Linked DNA regions of Mus musculus: region 1 is linked to region 2. The links are chromatin loops, found by intact Hi-C in ENCODE. Cell type or tissue: heart. All regions are shown on one strand. Each heading gives the region's core, and the rest is flanking DNA. Links, peaks and the distances in the headings are about the cores only.

Evidence for each region. Hi-C counts contacts between places; a loop is a spot of excess contacts. Peaks named below come from ENCODE experiments on the same cell type or tissue, not always from the same donor. Only the 100,000 strongest peaks of a DNase experiment are listed, where the experiment ranks them.
Region 1: a loop joins it to region 2, with 2.1 times the contacts of the local background. A loop is called at or near these places in 1 of 42 quality-filtered maps.

What each region holds. Positions count from the first base shown.
Region 1 is chr4:126,108,627-126,113,997 of GRCm38, reverse strand. All of the region lies in intron 1 of Stk40 (serine/threonine kinase 40), which reads right to left. Among named protein-coding and RNA genes, the nearest start is that of Stk40, 7.4 kb to the right of the region's middle. In heart, for the core only: CTCF peaks have their summits at 1,283 (motif pointing right), 2,230 (motif pointing right), 2,965 and 3,165; DNase peaks (open chromatin) are centred at 568, 3,027, 3,467, 4,037 and 1 weaker place; H3K4me3 peaks cover 1,879 bases; H3K27ac peaks cover 3,586 bases.
Region 2 is chr4:126,199,147-126,204,517 of GRCm38, reverse strand. Thrap3 (thyroid hormone receptor associated protein 3) reads left to right here and starts at 1,808. Exons shown (of 12, transcript NM_001356455.1): 1 at 1,808-1,948. Gm25323 (a small nuclear RNA gene) reads left to right here and starts at 3,241; the gene lies at 3,241-3,343. In heart, for the core only: a CTCF peak has its summit at 2,597; DNase peaks (open chromatin) are centred at 1,667, 2,667 and 4,787; H3K4me3 peaks cover 3,542 bases; H3K27ac peaks cover 3,216 bases.

The DNA.
Region 1 (5,371 bases), core at 155-5,154, 90 kb after region 2:
CCAAGCTCTCCAGTAAGGCTGCCAGACCTGCTACCTCCTCCACCTTACTGCCCTTATATGACACTAAATGTAGCCCATGAGTCATGGCAGCTGTATGTGCCATGAACAGTCTCACCTTACCCTTCTTCTCTCTGGCCTCCCTGTCGTCTCACCGTCCTCATTGAAGTGTCTTGTCACTTACAACAGATACTCGAAGCGGGGCAGTGGTGGTGCACACCTTTAATCCCAGCACTCGGGAGGCAGAGGCAGGTGGATTTCTGAATTTGAGGCCAGCCTGGTCTACAGAGTGAGTTCCAGGACAGCCAGGGATACACAGAGAAACCCTGTCTCGAAAAAAAAAAAAACCTAAAAAACAGATACTCCCAGCCATTTACCAGGGCTAGGTGGCCTTCTCTACCACCCAGAACACCAGAGCATACCTCTGCACCCTCCCACTGGGCTGTGACTATTGGTTTGTTTACCATCACCCCAGCCCAGGCTGTGGGCTCCCAGAGAGCAAGTCTGACTCTGCTAGCTGAGCCTAGCCTGTGCCTGCCAAAAAGCCAAGAGAAAATAGGCCATGCATCTACGAGGCACGGAGGCCAGTGTCAGGGCAGGGGATAGACAGCTGGGTATGGAGGCACAAGTGTTATTCTTCACGGGTGAATCGTGCCCTCTGCCAGGCTGGGACTGAAATGGACTGAGATGAGAACAGAGCCAGACAGACTAGGAAGTGTCTACTAGCTCAGGGCAACAGACACAAAAACTCTGCTGGTATTGGGCAGGTTAACCAGAAAAAAAAAAAATCCCCTGGCATACTGTGCAGTGGCACATGCCTATAATCCCAGCATCAGGAAGTAGAGTCAGGAAGGCAGTCTGAGCCCAGCCTGGGTTACATCGTGAGAGCTGCCCCACAATCCCCTACTCCTTCCCCCACCAAAGGAAAAGACACAAAAAGAAATGCCTCAGTACTAGTGAGGCTGAGACAAGAGGATCACTGTGGGTCAAAGCTAGCTGGGCTACTCTAAAAGAAACAAAGGCCCATGTCAGAAATGCATGAGGCAGGACATGGTCTACACTGGGTTGTTTAAATAGCAGAAAGACATCCCAATCATGGAACCAAACCCATTTCTGTATAGAACCCCACAATGAGGAAGGGACAGACTAACCTGTGTAAGAGATGCAAGACCTCTCAGAATCCACATGCGAGCTCTACATTCTTACATTATCTCTAAGTGACTTTTGCTTACAGCTTTTTAAAAATTTTTCTTTATTATTATTATATCTAAGTACACTGTAGCTGTCTTCAGATGCACCAGAAGAGGGAGTCAGATCTCATTATTGTTGCTTGGTTGTGAGCCACCATGTAATTGCTGGGATTTGAACTCAGGACCTTTGCAAGAGCAGTCGGTGCTCTTAACCACTGAGCCATCTCTCCAGCCCTGCTTACAGCTTTATAGTTTACAAAACAGCTGCAAATACATAATTCTAACTGATCTTCCCTGACACACATAGGAGCATGCATATTTCCTAGAAAAAATTAGTGAGACTCCTAAAGTCACTAACTCAAACGTTGAGGCAGGAATACATGTTTTCTCATGCTAAATCTGCATAAGCTTGTTGTTTCTGTAACTGTCTCCACACACCTGAGATAGCCAGCCTCCCTACAGATCTGCTCTCTATACTCAAGAAAGCAAGAGGAACTCACAGCCCAGGAACAAGGGTTTCAAACCACGGGCAGTCACCCAAATATCAGACAGGAGAGCAGGACCAACATGGGGTTGTGCAAACCAGGGTTCAGGCCTTAGCTTCCATCTTTCTCTTGCTCTGTTAACCCAGTCAATCCTTTGTGGGCCTCAGTTTCCTCATTTTGAAAAGGGGAGTGGTAACATTTCCTTCATAGGATGTCCAAAAGATCAGCTTGTTATCCTGGGGCTAGCAGAAGAAAGACAAATGCCCCTGTTGTGTGTATAGGTGACCTGGTAGATAATCTCTCCAGACACGTGAATTTTCAGCTTGTACCTGAAGGGCTAATTACTAGGATCCATTTTTAGGGCTTTTTCCTCCTCCCCCTAAATGCAGGGTCTTATTCAGAATGCAGACCATGCTGACCTTGAATGTGTGAGTCTCCTGTGCCTCTGCCTTTCAAGTGCTAGGATTACAGTGATTCAATACCATGCCCTGCCTGGGTTCTTTTTAATTTTTCTTTTTTAATTTATTTACTTATTTTATGTATATGAGTACGCTGTAACTGTTTTCAGACACACCAGAAGAGGGCATCAGATCCCATTGCAGATGGTTGTGAGCTATCATGTGGTTGCTGGTATTTGAACTCAGGACCTCTGGAAGAGCAGTCAGGGCTCTTAACCACTGAGCCATCTCTCCAGCCCCCTCTTTTTAATAACTTTCTCATTCGTCTATTTTTGTTTGTTAGAATGCTGGCGATAGAACCCAGGGCCTTAAGCATAGAGACAAGCGCCCTATCAAGAAACTATACCTGCAGAGCCAATGTCTGTTTCAGGACAGAGAAACCAGAACTTGGAGCTGGCAGCTCTCTTCTCCTGACTGGACTGAGACAGACATCAGGGCTATCCCTTTAAACCTGAATGGCATGACAGGTGTGGCTGAAAGGGGAGTGAGTCCTCCCCTGCTCTCAAAGGAACGACCGACCGACCGGAAGCCCTTGCTTTGTGCTCCGGATGGAGGCTGGGGGGCTGGGGAGATGGATTAGTAATCCTTTGACTCCAGCCAGGATTCCCTGGTGACAAAGACTCATGCCTGTGCTGTCATCTTCACTATTCCCCAACAGTGCCGCTTCTGCTCACTCTGTAAATGCAAGAGGATACACACAGCTCCAGTTTGTTAGGAAAATATACCACTGCCTCATTCTCCCCACGCTGGCTGCACTGTACTGCCTGGGGGTTACTAGTGAGGGCTACACAGAGCGAGCCTCACCCACTGAGGCGGCTCTGCTCTGGGCCTGTGGGAGAATACCTGCGGCAGCCAGAAAGGAAGTGACTCAGCCAGGGGGAAGTGGGAGGGGTGCTGGCAAAGGGCCTACACAGCTCCCCCAAAGTACATCCACTGCCATTAGGCAGCCTGTCCCCAGCAGCACTTGGTCATGCTGAGCACTGCAGCTGGACGCAGAAGGGACCTAAAAGCCCACTCTGCAGCCTGGGGATCCAGCTCTTGTCTCCTCCAGGAGGCAGGCTTTACAAATTAGCCCCATATGAGGAGATTGTGTAATCACCACTTACAGCCTTCAGGAGTTCCCCCATGGGCTCCACTAGAAGACTGAAGTGCTGGTCGGGGTAGGCTCGGAGCAGTTTTAGAAAAAAGCCAGAGCATCACCAGTCCCTGGGAGTGCTCAAGTGGGCTGGCTGCTCCTGAGGGCATTTCCCCAGCAGTCACTCTTAGAAGCCACCAGAATGGGATCTAGGGTATTGTCGACAGTCCTGTCACCAGCTGACCCCCTCCTCCCTGCCTCCGGAAGCAGCTGACGTGACAACAATAATCTGTCAGGCCGTGTGGGTGTCAGAGGAGGGGACAATCTTAATAGCTCTTTCTCGAGCTGTGCTGGCCTGGTATCTCCCATCCAGAAAAGCAGCCAAGCACACTGGCTTGGTTGACATTTGTGATGGGTCTTGGATCTGCAAGGGGCCTTGTGAAGAAGGGATATTGGCGCAAGTTACTGACAGCTCTCCCTTGTCATACCAGTCCGCTCTAGCTCACTGGCTAGAAAAGAAACTCACAGCAAGGAAGATCCTAGCATGTGACTCAGGGGCCCTTCAGCTCAAAATATCAGTTACTGCTCTGTGGGGTTGACTCAGCCCAATGACACGGCTGCCACAGGGTCCCATATGGAGTTCAAGTACTGTCACCCAAAATAGCTGAAATCAGGCAAAGAGAAAGCAACAAGAGATCAAAGAAGGGCTGGCTGTGCCTAAGAGCCACCTTTCTGTCTACTTTGTGACCTGGACACCTGTTTCTGGGCTCATAGCTTCCTCACCTGGAGATGGGGGTGGTGGTGGCACTGCCCCCAAGTATGGTGCACCCCGAGGGACTGTCCTCAGAACCAACATGCATGAGAGGAACCAGGCCAGTGTCTAGCCCAGGTTTTCAGAGTGGCACGGGAAAGCTCAAGCTGAGCACACAGACATGCAACTTTCCCTTACATTGTCTGCAACGGCTTTAAAAAGAAGCACTGCGTCATCCTACACGCAAGGCCATTTGGATCAGAGCCATACAAAGTTAAATTTCACAACTTTGGGCTTAAGATGTAGCTCAGCTGGGAGAGCACTTGCCTACCTCCCAACACCACAGAAACTGGGCATCGAGGCATATTCCTGTAATCCCGGTACTTAGAGGCTGAGGTAGGAGATTCACAAGTTCTAGGTCAACTTCATTGATTTCCAGACTGGTTTGGACTTGATGAGACCCTATCAAAAACACCACCACCACCACCAAGCCTGCATATCTTTAGTTCCAGCACTTGGAAGGCAGTGGCAGGCAGATCTCTGAGTTCAAGGCTAGCCAGGTCTACAGAGAAAGTTCCAGGACAGCCAGGGCTACACAAAGAAATCCCATCTTGAGAAAAACAAGCACCCTGCAATACTGCATGTGCATATGAACCTATTTTGGTTAAAGAAATTAACACCCTTCAATGTGCACAGGGAGTTTTGAGAAGAATCCAGAGAGAGGGAGGGCTCTTGTATTTCTTATTCATATTCTTTTGCATTCTTTGGTTATTCCCTATAGTTATTATAATGATAATTTTGCTTCTTGAGAAGGTGTACTCTGGTGGCAGGTGGAAGCTTACTGCCCCAGTCTTATGGCGCTGTCTGCTAAGGCAAGGGGGTCCCAGGAGCTAAGGAAGGAAGGGTCAAGGTCAATAGTCCTGGGAAGTACAATCTCCCTCAGACAGCTTGCAAACAAGTCTATAAAGAGCTTCCTGTTTGCCACCTGGTATCCATTGGACTGAAGGCAGGCATGAGCTGTCACTTTAGGGATATTCACAGATCACTAATGAGACAGCACTGGAACCTGACTATGACAGGCACTAAGCGACACTTGGTATCACAGTAACCTATTTCAGCCTCAGTGCAGGAACAGTTATCCTCCTTTAACAGCAGAGGACACTGGGGTCAGAATGATTTTGTTCAAGGTCATCTGGCCAGCATGTGACAGAACTGGCTTCTGAAGCCAGGTCTGACTGTGGCTAACATGGTTTAAAATGTTTCTATGTACTCCCCACGGGGAGAAGAGAAGACCTTGCCTCCAGGCAGTGGCAGTTCTATTCCTCAGCCAAGGGAAGGATTGCTTCTGCCTCATCAAGGTCCCTTCCAGCCCTATAGCTCTTGACTCCAAGATTCTGGGGACTGGGCTCCCTGGG
Region 2 (5,371 bases), core at 239-5,238:
AAAGAGCTCACAGTCTGCTGGTGACAAAACAGGTGCTTTAGTAATTATAGGTGTAGTCCCTGGGCAGCACACCTAAGGAACTGTCTAAATGGCGGCAACTGCTTTCCCACCTCAGCCATCACGAAGTACCACCACAGCTGGGGCATCAAGTCTCCAGTGTCCGTCAGGTCAAAGCCGCCTGCAGCTGGGAAGGTCTTCCTGTTCTAATCCATGGGCTCAATACAGGAAAGAGGGTGGGGGAAAGCCACCAATCCCTGAGCTCCCCAAGTTCAGGACTTGAGATCCCACCAATCCTTACTCCGGAAATCTCTGCATGCCCTGAAAAGCCCCGCCTCCGAATAAATCCTATATATATAACCCCTGTCCTTCGTTCACTTGCCAGGAGCAGAAACAGCCACTACTCTTCGAGTCTTTGTTCTGTACCCCAAACCCTCCCAATAAATCTGCTTTATGAGATTTGCTGCCTGGTATGGCTTTCTCATTGGAAGAAGCTAAGAAGAAAAGAAGCCATGAAGAGAAGAAGAGAAGAAAGATCAGGGCTGAGGCTCCCGAGCTGCAATGCCTCTGCTGAAGAGGCTTCCTCTCAGAGCGTAGCGGTTCCTGGGCCTTCCGAATCCCTGGATACCCTTCCTTCCATCTGAACAGGAACAGTTTCAATAGCTACAGCAGTACAGTAGCTCGTAAATGCATGACAGAAAAGGTGACGTTTGAACGCTTACATGTGCAGGATTCACTAAGGCAAGCAAGTGCAGAGAAAACCAAACTGCTCTAAAAAACCTTAGTGACCATGTGAGAAACAGCCTCGTAGTGACTTAACATCTGTAAGCTCAGCAGTCATGAATGAGGCTGAGACGAAAAGGCTGCCTTGAGTTTAGGGGACGGCCTGTGCTACCCGGTGATTTCCAGGACAGCTTGGCATACAACGGGAGATTCTGTTCTAAAAATTAAAGTTAACAAAAAACAAAAAAAAACAAAAAACAAAAACCAAGGAGAAAACACAAATCCCAGGGTTTCACTTTCCAGGACATTTGTGGTTCCACAGGTACTAATATACTTCCTGGGCCCATGTTCTTAAAAAACTTCTCTGGGCCAAGTTTGAGGCCAGCCTGCTCTACCTAGAGTATTTCAGTATACCGAGAACCCTGTCTAGAATCCCCGCTCCCCATGAAAAAAATCCCCAAACTAAAAACCTCTTTGGGCTCTTATTGCCATTAAATGGGACAGGAGGTGGCTGTAGGAGAGACCGAGATCCAACGGACTTCTGGGTCCCCTGAGATCACACTATCAAAACAACTCTTCTCCATTTTGCGTTGCGTTTTCTGGGTTCCGGGTGATCAAGTGCCTTCCTTTGTCGGGGACCTCCCAACAACTCTGTGAGGTACAAATTATGAGCCTCACTTTATACAACGATCTGTTCAAGGTCAGAAAGCAGGGGAAGGGTAAGGCACAGAACGAATGCCAAGAGGCCTGATGGCCACCAAACTAGAGACTTTCCGGGGACGTAAGCAGAAGACGAGTGGGTGGGGCTCGGGCCCTCCCTCAGTCCCCCGGAGAGGCCTCTCCAAAATGGTGGGGGCAGTGGCGTCAGCAACGCCCGGGCCCCTTCCGTCCACCTCCCTCCCTCTTCCTCAGGCCACCCAGGCGGGAGCGGGGGGAGGGGGGAACGGAGGCGCAACGCAGTCGCCCACGTGACCGCCGATCTTCGGGCGCGTGACGCAAAGCGGCGGGCCCAACGCTCGCTCTGCCTTGTGGGAAATAGAGTTCGAGAGGACGTCCGGTGAGTCAGGAGAGAGAAACCTAGGACTACATTTCCCAGGAGGTAGCGGAGCGAGGCGGTAGCCGCCGTCGTCGGAGAGCGGGGACGCGGGGCGCGCTAGCGGGCGGGGGCGAGCTTCGGGCCGGTTGTGCCGTTGCGAGATTGCAGCTGTAGTCGCTCCGGCCGGTCAAGGTGAGTGGACGCAGTTGATGGGAGTGAGGACAGCTCAGCTAATCTCTGTGTGTTGGGGTTTTCCTCTTTTCTGGGCGCCGGCTGGGCCCCGGCGAGGGTTAGGCCTAGCGTGCGGCGGCTTCCTCCACGCTCGGCCCGGGCCTGCTCCGAGCGGGCCCTGCTCCATCGGCTCCTCCCCCTCCCCGCCCTTCTCCGCTTCCCTCCGCTCCGGCCTAGTTCTCCGGGCTCCGGCCGCCTTCTCTCTGAAACAGCTTGCACACTTCTGTGCACTGTGCGGGAACGACGGCTTCCACCAACTCCATCTCCCCCCCGCCCCCCAAATCCTGTTTTACGAACCTCGTTATTTGAATTTTTTTTTTCCGGGAACTCTTGCACGCCCTTCCCCCACCAGTCTCCATTGGCCTGGTTCTGTCTTCTAGGGCCCATGTGGCTGCTAGCACACTAAATGTTAGTACTTCTTCTGTGTTTGTTTTTTTTTTAAACTTGTTTGTTCTTTTGTTTTGTTTTCTTCCTCTCTTGGCCAAAAGAGGCCTATTCCAAGTTTATTTCCTATCGGAAAAATAGTTCCCACTTTCTTCCTTTGGTTGCAAGTGAGGCCGACTTGCGTTCCTTCGGTGATTGGCGTGTGCCCTGCTGGTGAGAAGCAGTTGTGTCCCACACTTAAACAACTTTTCTCTTATTTTCTTTGCTCTTGTGATTCTTAATGGGTGGAGCGTGGCGGCGGTAGTTGGCGGCAACATTGGTGGCCCAGAAGTTGGAAGCCATCGGTGAGAGTCCTATGTTAACGAGGAGCTTGCTAATTGGATAGAAACAATATGGCAAGGACGTTATAGGACAGAGCCAAGAAAGACGGCTTTATCAGCTTTTGCGTTTAAATTTCAGTTTTTACTTTAACGTACTTAAGTTTTTTTGTTTTTTTTTTTCTTTTTCTAAAATGGCAGTGCACAACCCTGGCTACCTTTAGTGTAAATATTCAACGAAATTCACTGACGGTTAACCCCTTGTTACCGGGTATGGGAGTTTTCGATTGTGGGTCCTAAGTCGAAAGGCATGTATCCAACTGTCTTTTTTCAGATCTTTCCTAGTTTTGTTTGTGGAAATACTGTCCGTGTGTAGTCAATCCTATTATTTAGACAGCTTAGGTGTATATATTATTCTGTATAAATGTTAAAGACGGCTGGTGCCTTGAAACTTGTGGAGAAAAGTTGGTCTTTGTAGTTTTTAGTTAATTTGCAGATGTGTATCTTGAATTAATATTAGTACTTAGTGAATCAAAAAGTAATGCAGCGAGCTTGCTTTGGCAGCACACATACTAAAATTGGAACGATACAGAGAAGATTAGCAATGGCCCCTGCGCAAATGCAGCTATTTTGGCATGATTGCTTTTTTTTTTTTTTTTTTTTTTAATTTTTGTTTTGCCTAAGACAAGGTCCAGGCTGGCCTCTGAACTCTGTATGTAGCTGATACTGGCCTTGAACTCTTGAGCCTCCTACCTCTACCTTAGAGCGGCTTTTGCCCCTACACCCAACTTGTTTTTGTGTGTGTTGTTTTGTTTTTTGAAGACAGGGTCTTACTGTGTATCTCTGGTTGACCCAAGATTCCAGCCTCCCACTGCCTCGCAAAGGTGAGCCCACCACTCTGGTTTGATTACATTTTGTAAAAAGAACTGGTTGAAGGTTACTACATGTCTGGATGGCTGGGTGTGGTGGTTCTTGTCTTTAATCATAACACTCCGAGGCAATGGTAGGCAGGTTTCTGAGTTCCAGGCCAGCTAGAACTACATAGTGAGAACTTGTCTCAGGAGTGGGGTGGTGGGAGGAGGGGAGAGAGAGAGGCACAGACAGATACAGAGACAGAGAGACACACACAGAACACACTTAATACAAATATCATTTGTTTTTCAGTTCTTTTAGTACCCATGTAGGATCTCTAGTTTTAGAGATTGATTTAGTCTCTAGGTAGGGCCTCTCCTGCCTCTGTCTCTTGAGTGTTGGTGATTGCTGAGGTGAACAGTCACACTTAGTAGGATTGGTATTTTAGTCTGCAGACTAAATACAGCCCTGTTAGAAAGGGGTGCTAGTAATTGTTAGTGCTCCAGTATGCAGCATGTATCTTTGCTACCAAGTGTGGTTACTTTGGAGTTTGGATTGTTTAGTGAGATTATGGGTCACATTCTTGGGGTGTAGTTCAGTGATAGAGAGCTTTTTAGAATACTGGTTTTCCTTAGTGCAAAAGTAAGAAAGAAAAACTATGGTGAGCTGGGCCAGATAGACCTGTGTGCTCTACCCAGGACTTGAGAGACAGAAACAGGTGGATCTCTGAGTTCAAGGTCAGCCTGGTCTAGGCAGCTGGGCCTGTGTAAAGATCCTCCCTTCAAAAATCCAAAACTATAGAAAATGAAAAGTGACCTGCTTTGTATTGGTTATTTTTTGGAAAAAACTCTTGGAGTGTGTCCAAGATTTGCACAGAAGAGGTATTAGGCTGCCTGAGGAGCACAAACTTAAGTTTATTTTAGTCGTCTCCCTCTCCCCCCTTGAGACAGGATCTCTGAGACTAGTCTGTCCTAATGCTATCTCCAAGACATCAGTCACCATGCTTTTATATAGTTTATATTGGACAGATTTTTAAAATGCTACCTTGCTTCTTTGGAGAATTATGAGATCCTGAATTGAAGGAAATGTAATTATGCTATCGGTCAAATACTAGATTTTGGTGGATTGCTTCATACTTATCAGGGTCAGTGAACTGACTGATGTGACTGTGAGTGGGTGAATGGTTCAGTAGTGCCTGGTAGCCTACGTATTCCCAGCATGTGTTGAGGCCCGTGAATACAGTGCAGGAAGCCAAGGCCAGTACGATTACCAGTTGAAGTACTGCCTGGCAGCTGATATGTACACCACGTTGCCCTCTGCCTCTTCTTCCTGAGTGCTTGGGCTAGAGAGTGTTACCATACCTAGCCAGAGTTCTTTTGGAGGAAAGTGAGGAACCCGTTTTGTGGGGTATTAGAGAGAGAATACTCAGGTGGAAGGAATAGTAGGTGTTCAGACAGGAATGGATAGATTTCCTTCTTTTTTTTTTTTTTTTTGGTTTTTCTAGACAGGGTTTCTCTGTATAGCCCTGGTTGTCCTGGAACTCACTTTGTAGACCAGGCTGGCCAGAAATCCACCTGCCTCTGCCTCCTGAGTGCTGGGATTAAAGGCGTGCACCACCACTGCCCGGCTAGATTTGGTCGTTCACTTTTTCTTTTTTTAAAGAAAGCCAAGTATGGCGGACAGGTATAAGAGGGTACAGTAGGTTAGTGAAGGGTTTTTTTCACTAGTACAGGTGAAGAGAGGAAAGATTTGTGACTTAGGTTGTGGGAAGTGATTCATATATTAGATCACTCTTGGTGTAATGAAACACTATAGGGGGTAATGAAGAGGC